Regions from separate parts of the Homo sapiens genome. Here region 1 is linked to region 2. Evidence: chromatin contacts called from ENCODE Hi-C or POLR2A ChIA-PET data. All regions are on one chromosome and are shown on one strand. The core of a region is the stretch at or near the end of the contact, and the rest is flanking DNA. Distances in the headings are between cores, read along the strand shown.

Region 1 (6,477 bases), core at 3,950-6,449, 130 kb before region 2:
GGTGTATGTTCTTCCAGATTTTTCTCTGGATGAACAGATGTCTATTTACTAATTAGAGAAGCAGATTCCTTGAAGATAATTTAATTTAATTTAATTAATTAATTAATTAATTTATTTTTTGAGATGGAGTCTCACTCTGTTGCCCAGACTGGAGTGCAGTGGCACGATCTCAGCTCACTGCAACCTCCATCTCCTGGGTTCAAGTGATTCTTCTGCCTCAGCCTCCAAAGTAGCTGGGATTACAGGTGTGCGTTGCCATAGCCAGCTAATTTTTGTATTTTTAGTAGAGAAGGGGTTTTGCCCTGTTGGCCAAGCGGGTCTCGAACTCCTGACCTCAGGTGATCTGCCCACCTTGGCCTCCCAAAGTGCTAGGATTACAGACCTGAGCCACTGTGCCCAGTCCTTTGAAGATAATTTAAAGTGAGGCAGAACTGTGTAATGGGTAGCCTCTCACCACCATCTCAGAACTAACCACTGTTAACAGCTTTGTAGGTATATGCTTGAATGTTTTATATGCATTTGTATCTACAAGTGGGCGTAAAGGTGGGGGGAGGCGTTAATGATTATAGACACAAAGGCCAAGACACCAGCGTACAACTCCCAATAGGTCACTAGTTTGGGCGAGTGACCTCTCTGAGTCTCATTTTCTTCCTCGGAAGATGAGAATTCCACCTTGTTTAGAGTGTGGCTGAGAAAATGAAATGAGATAAAGTATGCTGAGCTCAGCACAATGTCTGGCTCAGCCAGGATTAGCTATTGTTATAGGCCCACACAAAGAGTCTTTTCCTCCTGCAAAAATGGGATCATACTATGCATACACTCCTGCTTGGTTTGGAGGCAGAATTACGGGGAAAGATTAGTCATAGGGATCCTGAAATTTACATTGGAGATGAGAAGTCTTGCATTTAAATTCACAGAATTGGTTGTGCAAATGTAGACTGGGAGAAACCTGGATTTCACAAGCTGAATCATGGCCAACTCTGCCAGGTGGCTGCATCCCCAGATGCTGAGCTCTCTAAGGAGGGAGATGATGGGGCTTCTGTAGCCTGGGTTGCTCAGTCATCTGAGGCTTCCATTCCCCCTCCCTTGCCATGCGGTCTTCCAACTACCTACTTGAAACATTTTGAAACTTCTAAAACTTTCCTCCCTTCCCAATCCCCACCTCCTGCAAACCCGCTTTGTCCTCCAATCTCCCCAGCCACAGCAGAGGCACCAAAATGTGCCATTTGCTTAAACCAGACAGGGGAGGGGTGAGGAATGCTACATTCTGACTTTTCCCTCCCACAGATCACTTTCTCTTGGCCTTTCCTCCCACACGTGCCCACTCCGCCTCCATCCCACCACCCTATAGTTCATTCCCCACCCCACAGCTAGAAGAAATGTTTCAGTTTACTTCGGTCTTTTTGAGTAGGTAGCATGATGGGTTGAATGGTGGCATCCCAAAAGATATGTCCAAAGCTGGATTCCTAGGATCTGTGGGACTGCGACCTTGTTTGGAAAAAAGGATCTTTGCAGATGTAATTAAGTTAAGAATCTTGAGACGAAGAGATCATCCTGGATTATTTGAGTGGGTCCTAAATTCACTGACAAGTGTCTTAATCAGAGTCACATGGGGAAGATTTGACAGAAGGGGCCAGGTGTGGTGGCTCACGCCTGTAATCCCAACATTCTGGGGTGCTTTGCTTGAGCCCAGGAGTGTGAGACCAGCCGAGGCAACATGGCAGGACTTTGTCTCTACAAAAAAATATAAAAGTTAGTTGGGCACGGTGGTGCGCCTGTAATCCCAGCTACTCAGGTGGCTGAGGCATGAGAATTGCTCGAACCCAGGAGGTGAAGGTTGGAGTGATCAGAGATTGCACCACTGCACTCCAGCCTGGGCGATAGAGCCAGAACCTGTCTCAAAAAAAAAAAAAAAAAAAAAAAAAAACAGAGAGAAGGGGAGGAGGCCCTGTAACCACACAGACAGAGATTGGAGCAATGTCCTCGATGCACCAAGAAATGTGTGGCGCCCCAGAAGATGGAAGAGACAGGGAAGAGAAGCTCCCCACAGCCTTGGGAGGAAATGTGGCCCTGCCCACGCCCGGATTTGAACTTCTGGCCTCTGGAAATGTGAGAGAATAAATCGCTATTGTCTGAAGCCACCCAGTTTGTGACAGTTTGTTATGGCAGCCACAAGACAGGAATACAGATGATATCTACATATGGTTAAGATGTCAAAATGATGCAAGAGTGGGTATTGAGAAGTTTGCTTTCATAGGTAAACACTTTTATTAGGTCCTTTTGTATTTTTCCTGGGTTTCTTTATATAGATATAAAAAAGTATACAAGAGGAATACATTTGCTTTCCCTCCCTGCCCCGTTTAGGAGTGATCTTTTAATTTTACTTTTTTTTTTTTTTTTGAGACAGAGTCTTGTTCTGTTGCCCAGGCTGGAGTGCAGTGGAACAATCTTGGCTCACTGCAACCTCCCGAGTAGCTGAGATTACAGGCATGTGCCACCCTGCCTGGCTAATTTTTGTATTTTTAGTAGAGACGGGGTTTTGCCATGTTGGTCTTAAACTCCTGATATCAAGTGATCCACCTGCCTCAGCCTCCCAAAGTGTTGGGATTACGGGTGTGAGCCACCGTGCCTGGCCAGGAGTGATCTTTTAAAATGTGTATCTGACGCTGTCAGTCACGCACTTAGATGAGATCCAAACTCCTCAAGTGGGCTACGCGGCTCCACCCAACCTGGCCTCTGTGCCCCTCTGACCCCATCCCATGGTCTCCTCTTGTCCTCTAGGCTCCAGCCCCACTGTCCTCCTGCATGAAGATCCCACTCTTTTTCTTCTTCTTCTTTTTTTTTTTGAGATGGAGTCTCACTCTGTTACCCAGGCTGGAGTGCAGTGGCGTAATCTCGGCTCACTGCAACCTCTGCCTCCCGGGTTCAAGCAATTCTCCTGCCTCAGCCTCCCAAGTAGCTGGGATTACAGGCTCCCGCCACCACACCCTGCTAATTTTTGTATTTTTAGTAGAGATGGGGTTTCACCATGTTGGCCAGGCTGGTCTCGCACTCCTGACCTCAGGTGATCTGCTTGCCTTAGCCTCCCAAAGTGCTGGAATTACAGGTGTGAGCCACTGCACCCGGCCAATCCCGCCCTCCTTCTGCCAGGTCTTGGTGCCATCCTTGCTCCTGCCTGGACCCCCCAGACCCTTCAGTCCCCACTGTCTTCCTGTAATTCCTACTGAAATTTCATCTCCCCCGAGAAGTCCTCCCTGAACTCCCAATTTAAAATAGCTCCTTTGTTTTTGGCTCTTCTTATCATACCACCCTGTTTACAAAGTGTGAATTCCTGCATTTCACCGAATGTATGCCAATATAAAATTGTCTTGATGATGTTTTATGTATTTTTCCTTCTACCTAATACTATAAATACATCTGTCTCTTTGTTTGTTCCTGTTCCCCGTACCCTACTCTAGACTGTAAATTGAACTGGAATCTGTTTTGTTCACCCCTCCATCCTGGGTGCTGGAAATGGTGCCTGGAACATAGCAAGCCTTCCATAAACATTTGTCAAATACATAAACGAATACTGAAGGCCAAGTACTTTATGGAAACCATGACATACACTAAAGAAAGAGTTCTTAGGTTTTCTCTAAAATAGCTCTCAAATAGCGGGCAGCATTTTGTGTGTGCATGTGTTATTCAGGACCACGGCATCCTATTTCACCTCCTTTGTGTGGGCCATTGAGCCATACCCTGCAGCCATTTCAGGGTGCCCTTCCTGCTGTCCCCTTCTCAGAGAGGCAGCTCTCAGGGAGCCTTGGGAACCTTTCTTTCTGAAGCAGAAAAAAAGTCTCTCTCCTGAGCCAACTTCTTCAGGGCACAGAAGGAGGTGGAAGATGGTGCCTCCAGAGGGGCTGCTGGTTCCAAGGCCAATGGCATCTTGGGATCCTTGTTGGGAACCCTGAGTCAATTCTGGTGGGTGACATCTCCCAGGGCCTTCTTCCTGGCCAGAGGCAGCTGGGGGATCTCCCATAGGCTGGAGGACCAGATTGAACACTGCTCTTACCAAGCTGGTATGGAAGGTGGCACCCTGGGTTTGCTTCCTGATGTAGCTACTTACCAGTTAGGGGGCCCTGGGCATGTTTCTAACACTTTGAACTTGTCCTCCATCTATAAGGACCAGAATATATACCTCACAGGTTGTTTGTTGTTCTATAAGGACCGGAATAGCCACCTCATAGGTTGATATCACAAATGAGATAATATGTGTAAAATAAATTAACAGAGCTGGGCACAGAGTTAAGGGCCCAACAAATTATCGTTACTTTTGTTATTATTATTATTATTTTTTGAGACAGGGTCTCATTCTGTTGGCCAGGCTGGAGTGCAGTGGTGTGATCACAGCTCACTGCAGCCTCCATCTCCCAGGCTCAAGCAGTCTTCCTGCCTCAGCCTCTAGAGTAGCTGGGACCACAGGTGCATACCACCACACTCTGCTAATTTTTGCATTTTTTTGTACAGACAGGATTTTGCCGTGTTGCCCAAGCTGGTCTCGAAATACCGGGCTCAAGTGATCCACCGCCTCGGCCTCTCAAAGTGTTGGAATTAGAGGTGTGAGCCGCCGCACCTGGCCATTATTATCTTAATAACAAGTATTGTCTGACCTCTCTGGCTCTTGTAAAAGCATAATGACAATATGCCTCTCATAGCAAGGATCAAATGAGGTCATGGGATGGAAAGTGCATTTTGTGCTGGGTTTGGGTTTGGTGGCTCACACCTGCAATCCCAGCACTTTGGGAGGTCGAGGTGGGAGGATTGCTTGATTGCCCAGGAGTTTGAGACCAGCCTGGGCAACATAGTGAAACCCCATCTCTACAAAATACTCAAAAAATTAGCTGGGTGTGGTGGTGCCTGTAGTCCTAGCTATTTGGGAGGCTGAAGTGGAAGGATTACTTAAGCCCAGGGTGTGGGGGCTGCAGTGAGCCGTGATTGTGTCACTGCACTCCAGCCTGGGTGACAGAGTGAGACCCTGTCTCAAAAAAAATTAATTGAAAGTTCATTCTGAAATGCAAAATCCTACAGAAATGTGTTAGGTAATAGTCCCTGATAACATTAATCATAGAAAGTCTTTGTAAGCAAGGAAACGTGTCCTTTCAGGGAAGACCACAAGAGGGCACCCTCTCCCCCTGCCAGTGCCATGCCTCATCACCCACTACTCCAGGAGGGTCTGGTCCACCCCTCCCTGTAAGTAAAAGGAGGTACAGCTCCTCCATCTGGGAAGAGCCTGGGCCCTAGGCTCTGTCCTGGGGACTTTTCGCTGGACTTGTCACATGGGGTGCCCATTCCTTCTCTATAGAATGGAGGCCCATGTGGTGGCATTGAGGGATGTGTTTGAAAGTGTTGCTACTTATAGAGCTGTGCTCAGAAATGGTCTCAACCCTGCATTTCTGCACGTGGGGTGCAGGATCTCATATTTACATGCGATGATGGAGTTTCTTCTCCAATGCAGGAGTTCTCTGGCTGTCTTTTTCACAGCTGTCTCTCCAGCCTCAAGCACAGGTAGGCATGCGTAAGTGCTTTAGTGGCACTGGGTGAGTAAAGAGGCTGCTCCTTTACCTGGATATTTACCATTATTCCTGCCCACTTCCAACCCCGATACCCCCAGGAATCTCAAACCACAGCGTGCCACCTGTCTGTGGGATTCGAGAAGCCCCATCTGACCTGGTGATCCATTCCCCAAGCATGTGGAAAGGGAGTTCTGGAAGGAACCATGGCAAGGACAAGGACTGTGAGCTTTGAGAAAGCCCCAGTGTCTGGTTGGGTCCTGTTTCAAAGCTGAAAAAGGAAGAGGTGCAGTGGCCAGTGGATGGGGCCTGGAGTGCCCCGGTCTGTCCCTGCACTCCCTCCCTGGGCTCCTTGGTGGCCTGTGGCCTTGTGGAATCTCAGGCCCCTCAGTAGGGAAGTGCTGCTACCCAGGCCTCCTCTCAGCTCCTGGGATGCACAAGAGAGATGCGGGGACGCCCTTTGCATTTGAGGATCATCAGGTGAGAGGCAGTTGATATGGTTTGGCTCTGTGTCCCCACCCACATCTCATCTTGAATTGTAATCCCCAGGTGTCAAGGGAGGGGCCTGGTGGGAGGTGATTGGATCATGAGGGCAGTTTCCTCCATGCTGTTCTTGTGAGAGCTGGTGAGAGTGAGTTCTCATGAGAGCTGATGGTTTTAAAGTGTGGCACTTCCTCGCTCTCTCTCCCCGCTGCTGCCATGTAAGACGTGCCTTGCTTTCCCTTCCTCTTCTGCCATGACTGCAAGTTTCCTGAGGCCTCCCCAGCCATGCAGAACTGTGAGTCAATTAAACTTCCTTTCTTTATAAATTACCCAGTCTCAGGTGGTATTCTTTATAGCAGTGTGAAAACGGACTAACACAGTGGTTTTTCAGGTGGTGTTTTTTTTTCCCCTCAAAATATGGCAGTTTGGAGGATCACGCCAAGGC
Region 2 (6,760 bases), core at 3,971-6,470:
TGCTAAACAAGTGCCAGCTGTTATTACTGTGATTGTCTCCTTTGATTCCCACAAGGCAGGGAGGTAGATATCAGCCCCATTTTGTAGACAAGGAAGCAAGCCACACACAGTTTGCTGGTGACAGAGCCTGGATCAGAACTGAGGGTGCCAGCTCAGGGGATGGTGCACATCCCCCTCCAGGAAGCCTTCCTTCACCCAGTCCAACTCACTCTCACAGCACACTGCTCTTCAGAATGCTGCTCTGGGCTCCTAGCCCCTCCTGTGCATCTGTTTCCTGAAGACGGCAGCACTGACATTCCCAGTGACTGGGACACCCAGTTCTATCTCCCAAGTGAGGCTCGGAGCCCGCCTTTCCAGCAGGCACCCTGAGGCCTCAGACGCTGGACATCTCCTGGGAGGTGAACGGGGGGGTCAGGTGTGAAGTAGGGAAGGGTGAGGGGGCGTGGGGACACAGTACTCAGACACCTGGCAGGGCTGGACGCTGTGAGCGAGAGGAAGGATACTCCCTGATGGGCTTGGCGTGCTCTCCCTGCACAAGGTTCCTGGCCCTTCCTGAAGCCCTCCCTTTCCTTCTGCCCCAGGATTCCAGCTGCTTCTGGGAGGTGTCTTCTCTGCCCTGTCTGAGAGGGAAGTGAGTTCCCTGGGGAGGTGAAGGAACCCCATATAGCCAATAGGCTTGACCTGGGATTCAAGGCCCAGCAGCACTTTGTTCCCTGTCCTTGAGTGTATAAAATAAAGTTGCCTGTTTCACACCCCCACAGCTGTTTGCGATAACACAGAACCTGAGACTATCAAGGCTGAAGAGGGCTGTGGATTACCTGATCCAAGCACCATAGCCAAAAGGTGCAATCAGCCCAAGGTCCATCAGCTGAGGAATGGATAAGCACAATGTGGTCTATCCGTATGGTGGGATAGTGTTCAGCCATAGAAAGGAAAGAAGTTCTGAGGCATGCTACGACATGGATGAACCTAGAAAACATGCTAAGTGAAAGAAGCCAGACACAAAAGGCCACAAATTATATGACTCCATTTATGTGAAATGTCCAGAATAGGCAAATCCATATGGACAGAAAGTGAATTGGTGGTTAGCAGGGGCTGGGGTGGGGAATGGGGAGTGACTGCTTAGTGGTATGGGCTTCCTTCTGGGGTGATGACAATGTTTGGGGACTAGATAGTTGTGATGGCTGCAAATACTGTGAATGTACTGAATGTACTAAATGCCACTTGCTGGACAGCTTGAAATGGTGGAAATGGTTAATCTTACGTGTATTTTACCACAGTAAAAAAATTCACCCATGGTAAAAAGCACAAACAGTAATAGAAAAGAGTATGAATGAAAAAAATACGTTCCCTTCACCCATATTTCTATTAATTTCCCGCAGGAAAATCCTGTTAATAGTTCCTTGCATATCCTTGAAAAATTGTTAAAACGGATGCATGTGTGTGTGTGTGTTTGTGTACACCCTATTTAAAAAAACAAATGGAATTGTTGTATGCAGTATTTTGTGTTTGACATTTTCAATGACATAATAAAACCGATCTGTCTTTGCTGATCAGAATTCATTTTAGAAATTTGATTATTTTTTGGTGGTTGGAGAGCATTCCACTGTGCTACTGAATGACAGAGCAGCATCACACAAACATTATCTTATACAAATTCAACTACTCATGCTGAGCCATCCAAACATTAGGATGTAGTTTCTTATATGTAACGTTAAGTCCTTTTACCCAAACAAGTGACTTCATCTGATCTCTTCATTCAAAAGAACGTCCATGTGTTGCAATGCTGGAGGAAGCCGATGAAAAGACCAAAGACTCTCCTTTATGGCCAGTTTAAGGGATTTTCAATGGTAACTTGTACCAGTGCCCACTAAATTATTTTACTGCACCCACCTACTAGTAAAAATATATACATATATTTATGTTTATTTTTCTATGTTATATATGTATATATAAACTTTTTTTTACAAATATGCTATTATCAGATTATAAATGCTACAAAACATTCACATGGAATTTATTAAAAGATATGTTGAATTAAATAGAAGTAAAGCTTCTGATATTTCTGCCTACATCATGTTATGAACCCCTGGGTACCCCCACTCTACTCTGACAGCCTCTGGTTTAGACCACGTGCTTTTTATTTTACGCATTGACTCGATAACCTAACCCACCTATAGGAGGTCATTCTACTGAAACAATTTCACCACCCACTCAAGAGGAGCACTTGGGTTAGCAGTTTTAGTAGGGGGAACAGTATAGTGGTGGTCATCTGTGTAGCTGCCTCCTAGCACACTGACATGGTGCGTCTGCTTCCTCTTTCTTGTTTTAAGGGTGGAAGCACAGAGATCCAGAGGGCAAGGGGATTTTCCAAGGCCACACAGATCTGGGACTAGAACCTAAGCCCCCAGCCCCTGGGGCCCCACATATTGGTCCACCCAGGCTGTCACCGAAGAGGCCAGGTGCCCAGGGTAGCTTCTCCTAAGCCAATGGTGACATGGTTGGGAGGGTGACAGGCTTGCAGTTCCAGCTCCCACAGGACACAGAGGAACTTAAATTTGGCTTCTCAGGGACAGGAAGTCCCCAGCCCCACCAAGAGGACCAGAACTTACTGTGGGAGCTGATGTACTCAGGCGACTTGCCGGGTCCCAGAGGAAGGGCCTCTTCATAGTAGTCCTCAGGGGGAGGCTTGTTGGGGAGCGGTGGAGGCAGGTCGGCCGCCTGCAAGGGGACAAAAAAGAGGGCTAGGGGAGCGGAGCAGGGTAGGGAGAGAGAGGCTGAGGGAGAGGGAGGCAGGAGCTCGCAGAAGGCAGGAGGCAGTGTGAATGTGAAGCCATACCTTTTATAGAGCCACAGAGCTGGTAAAACTCGAGGGCATATTTATCCAGTGATTCTTACCCCAATTTTTTTTAATCATCAGGGTTCCCCTGGAATGTCTGCAAGTTTTGTGGACTGCCAAACAGTAGTAGTCATACTTTTTACTGAGCACATGCAGAATTACCAGAAGCTACTGTGAGTTCTGCACTACTCTGTAACCACGTCTACACACACACGAGGTGCAGTAGGACAAGGAAGCGTGAGGCCTGTTCTTTAGTGAGGCAGGACCACCCGCAGCTGAGTGCTGAGCCACTGGGCCAGGGGAACCGTGGCTTTACAGCTAAGTTCTGCCACGTGTGAGTTGTGGGACATGGGTCATATCACTCATTCTCTCTGAGCCTCAGTTTCCTCATCTGTAAAATGGGGATAACAATTGTGCCAGCCTCATTCAGTTGCTGTCAGCATGTAAAGGACATAGTAAGTTGCTAGTGACTGGTACTGTTGCTGGTGATGATGACAATGAATTATGCAGTTGACAGACAAAGCTTGTTGTGATTATGAGCCCCTTGCTCTAATTCCATGGCCCCAAGGTTGCGCATCCTATATCTGGTCCAGTCTTTCATTCTGTAGGTGACAAACTCAGGCTCAGAGAAGAGAAGCGACTCGCCTAAGGCTACACAGCAGAGTCATGGGGGTGGGCAGAGGTCACCCAACTCCTGGTCCAGAGCTTTTTCCATAGCCTGGCTTATGTTATGCAATCGGAAGTTGGGCTGGTGACGTCCTTCGGGCCTGAGGGCACAGGTAAGTTCACCACATTCTCCCTGCTCAGCACAAACACTGTGACTTCCCAGTCAGGAAGGTGGCAAAATAAAGAATAAAAATAAAAATAAATAAGAAAAAAAACACACAGCGAGCACATCACGGGCCATTGAAATGTTCACATGGTGCTGCCTGTGCCCTCACCCACAACCCGAGAGAGACAACAGGGTCCAGAACCGCCAGGAGAGCACCCAGTGGGAAGGGGAGAGCTTCCCTTGCCTCCTCCAGAGGGACAGAGGCCCTGAGGTGTGGGAACCCAGGCCATGACTCACGTTTCTCAGGCGTGGGCTCTTGGCTAGCTCAGGGCTGGCTCCTTTGCTGGGCTCCCCATCATCCTCTGGCATGTCCCGAAGGTCACTCAGGTCACAGTCTACAGAGGGACAGGCCATTGGGCAAAGAAAGCCAAGGATGAGCAGCACAGACCAGGGGAAGAGGGCTGGATTTGGGGTCAGGAGGCCTGAGTGTGAGGTCGGGCTCCACCACCCCTCCGTTAGTAACCCTAAACAAATGACTTTTGACTCTGAAACTCATCTGTACGTGGTGGCAATGATGCCTGCCTTGTCTGTTTTCCAGGATTGTAGAGAGGATCAAATAAAATCATACTTGTTTTGGTACTTTGGAAATCTTTGAGGGTTATGCTATAAAGGCACAGTGTGCTCCCTAAGTCTATGAGTCCCCAAAACTCTCTCACCAAGGCCTGTAGCTTTCTTTCTGTGTTGAACAGAGCTGTCTTCCCTCAGGATAGGGCTAGGACGGCAGGTACTCTGCATGCAGCCAGCTCAGCTGCTCCCATGCCCGTGGCAGCCATGCAAGCTATCATTTCTGCTGAGCCACTGCATCGCTCAGCCCAGTGTCTCAAGTGGCAATCACCTGGGAGTGGCCGGTGAGGAAACACCCTAATGTGCCATGCCTTCTTTGGACTGCATGGTCATCCCTACCATTCCTCAAGTCTCTGAGCTGAATTCCTATTCCTATGCAGACTTTGATTAGACTTTCAGAGCTGGCAGAACCCAGAGGGGCCAAGGACTGGCCCAAAGCGACTTAATGATGCGATGTTAGAGCCAAGCCCAGCCCAGTCGGGGGACCCTTCTGCATACACAGGGAAAGAGGGATGGCTCCGTAGCTGAGGTTGGGAGAGGGTCACTTACCAAATTCTTCAAAGAGGGATTCCACGAAGCTGGGCCCCGAGTGGAGGTCTGCTGTGTTCACATACAGGTAGGAGACCTCCTTTGCTGTGAGGAAGAAGGGGGACATGCCAGCTGTGAAGGAGGAGGGACCAGGTCTCCCCCGTCCCACTCATACTTCTAGCCCACATGGGACACAGTGCTCACTTTGCAAAGCGCATTCAAGTCCTAAATTATTTCACTGGTTTTCAAACTTTGTTTTAGTTTTTACACTGTTATTGAGGATCTCTTTCTCCAAGTAAAAGGATGTCCAGAAGCCCAGTATGGAAACAGATTACTGGGGCTGTCAGGCGTATGCTAGGGTGTGTGCATGTCATGTGTCAGGTGTGGTGGGTGTGTGAGGGGCTGTGTGTGTTGTAGGTCAGTGTGGGGGGTATGTGGGTGTGTGTGTTCTATGTGAGTGTGTGTGTTCTGTGTGTGTGTGGAGGGCAGGGGTGAAGGAGTACAAAGAGCACAGCCAGGGCTGTCGGTGGGGAGGTGGGGCCCCAGTGGACAAGGACATTGGGCAAGAGCTCGCATGGAATGCATTGGACGCTGTGTCCAGGGCTTAGCCTTCCTCCTGCGGCAGCCCCTGGGGGTGGGGGTGGGGCGGAGGGTTCCTGCATGTTCTTGAGTCAGTGAAGGGAGGTTTTGTTGTCCTACATAAGTGGAGCTCCTCCAGGCAGGCTGCTGGCGGCTAACCTGGAAGGGGCTGCAGGCTCTGCAGGATGGAGGCCACGGCCATCTTCTTTTCCAGGGTGGTATCGCTGAGGTACTCGTGGTCCAGGAGGCTGAGCAGCCCGGTGAGCTCTGGGAGCAGCTGCTCCAGCACTGCGGAGGAAGGCAGACGGGCACAGTCACAGCTGCACAGTCACAGCTCTGTGCCCGGGAGTTCGGCCCCCCACCACCTAGAGTTGGGCGGAAGGGGTCAGAGGGCAGGTCCGGGTGTGCAAGCGGACCTGGGGGCTCTCAGCTGTCCCAGACCTGCCACGCAGCTCCCGTGAGAGGGTCCTGCTCAGTTAGTCCTGTGGTGTTTCTCCGGGTCTCCCCACTCTACCTCAGATGGCCTTGGCCCAAGGACTGGACCTCCCTGGGCTCATCTGGCAACCCTGAGCTCAGGCAGCCCCGAGCAGAGGTTCTCAGGCCTCCCTCTGTCCCAGATTGCCCTCTGCTTTGCTTGACCAGGGTCCTTTCTCACTGCAGCTCGAAGCTCAGCACAGGTCTCAGGCTGGAGCCCCTGGCCATCCAGGACACAGGCAGGAAAGAGAGCCTTCCTGTCCCATCAGTTCATGTGCTTCAATCTCTGGAACCTTCTGTTTCCGGTGCCTTGGCCACAGCCAAACTAAACATTAACCCTCCTCACTCCATGTTATCAGTGCCATTCTTTCTTTCCACGTGACACCAATGCTTCTCAAACTTGAGTGTGTGTAAGAATTACCTGGGGATCTTGTCAAAATGCAAATTCTGATTCAGGAGGTGTGCGGTGGGATCCGAGATTCTGCATTTCTGATCCGCACCAAGCTGCAGCTGATGCTGGTGGTCCTGGACCATCTGAGTTGCAAGATCCTAGAGCACAGAGTCCTTTAAGGACTTCAGTGTGCCAAGACCATGATGTCACTGATGTCTCCCTGTCCTGAAAAGTAACTTGGGACTTGGTTTGCCTTAGAGCCAAAGACCAGCTTCATCACAGTAGTATTGCCCTGCTTTGCAACCCACTAAGCATTTAGGCATGATAACAGAAGCTAACCTGTACTGAACAATCATTATCAGTTATATTCAGCCCTTTTACATTTTATTGTCTCATTTAAATCGTATATCAAGTATTTTATTATCTTCATTACATGGAGGATGAAACTAAAGCTCCAGGAGGTTAAATACCTTCTCCAGGATCACACAGCTAGCAGAGCCTAGAGTGAAGCTGCTTTCTTCATTCTCTTCTTTTAACCACAGAGATATATTGA

Evidence for each region. A loop is a pair of places that touch in the nucleus more often than their neighbours do. ChIA-PET counts read pairs that join two places held with the same protein, here RNA polymerase II (POLR2A). Pooled maps may share reads with other maps.
Region 1: a pooled map shows a loop between it and region 2 (2.7-fold over the local background). The contact joins two enhancer-like sites. A Hi-C loop is called at or near these places in 3 of 50 pooled maps. POLR2A ChIA-PET finds 5 or more read pairs at or near these places in 3 of 52 experiments (AG04450, Panc1 and activated naive CD4-positive, alpha-beta T cell).

The regions. Positions count from the first base shown.
Region 1 is chr5:149,433,318-149,439,794 of GRCh38, reverse strand. No RefSeq gene overlaps it. Among named protein-coding and RNA genes, the nearest start is that of MIR145, 5.9 kb to the right of the region's middle. RefSeq lists an enhancer at 5,998-6,477. Within about 2 kb of position 5,199, at least 6 of the 41 ENCODE cell types and tissues checked have a DNase peak (open chromatin) inside an H3K27ac peak, as active enhancers do.
Region 2 is chr5:149,298,379-149,305,138 of GRCh38, reverse strand. AFAP1L1 (actin filament associated protein 1 like 1) reads right to left here. Exons shown (of 19, transcript NM_152406.4): 2 at 5,502-5,630; 3 at 4,785-4,868; 4 at 3,909-4,006; 5 at 2,613-2,721. Among named protein-coding and RNA genes, the nearest start is that of AFAP1L1, 30 kb to the right of the region's middle. Within about 2 kb of position 5,220, at least 8 of the 41 ENCODE cell types and tissues checked have a DNase peak (open chromatin) inside an H3K27ac peak, as active enhancers do.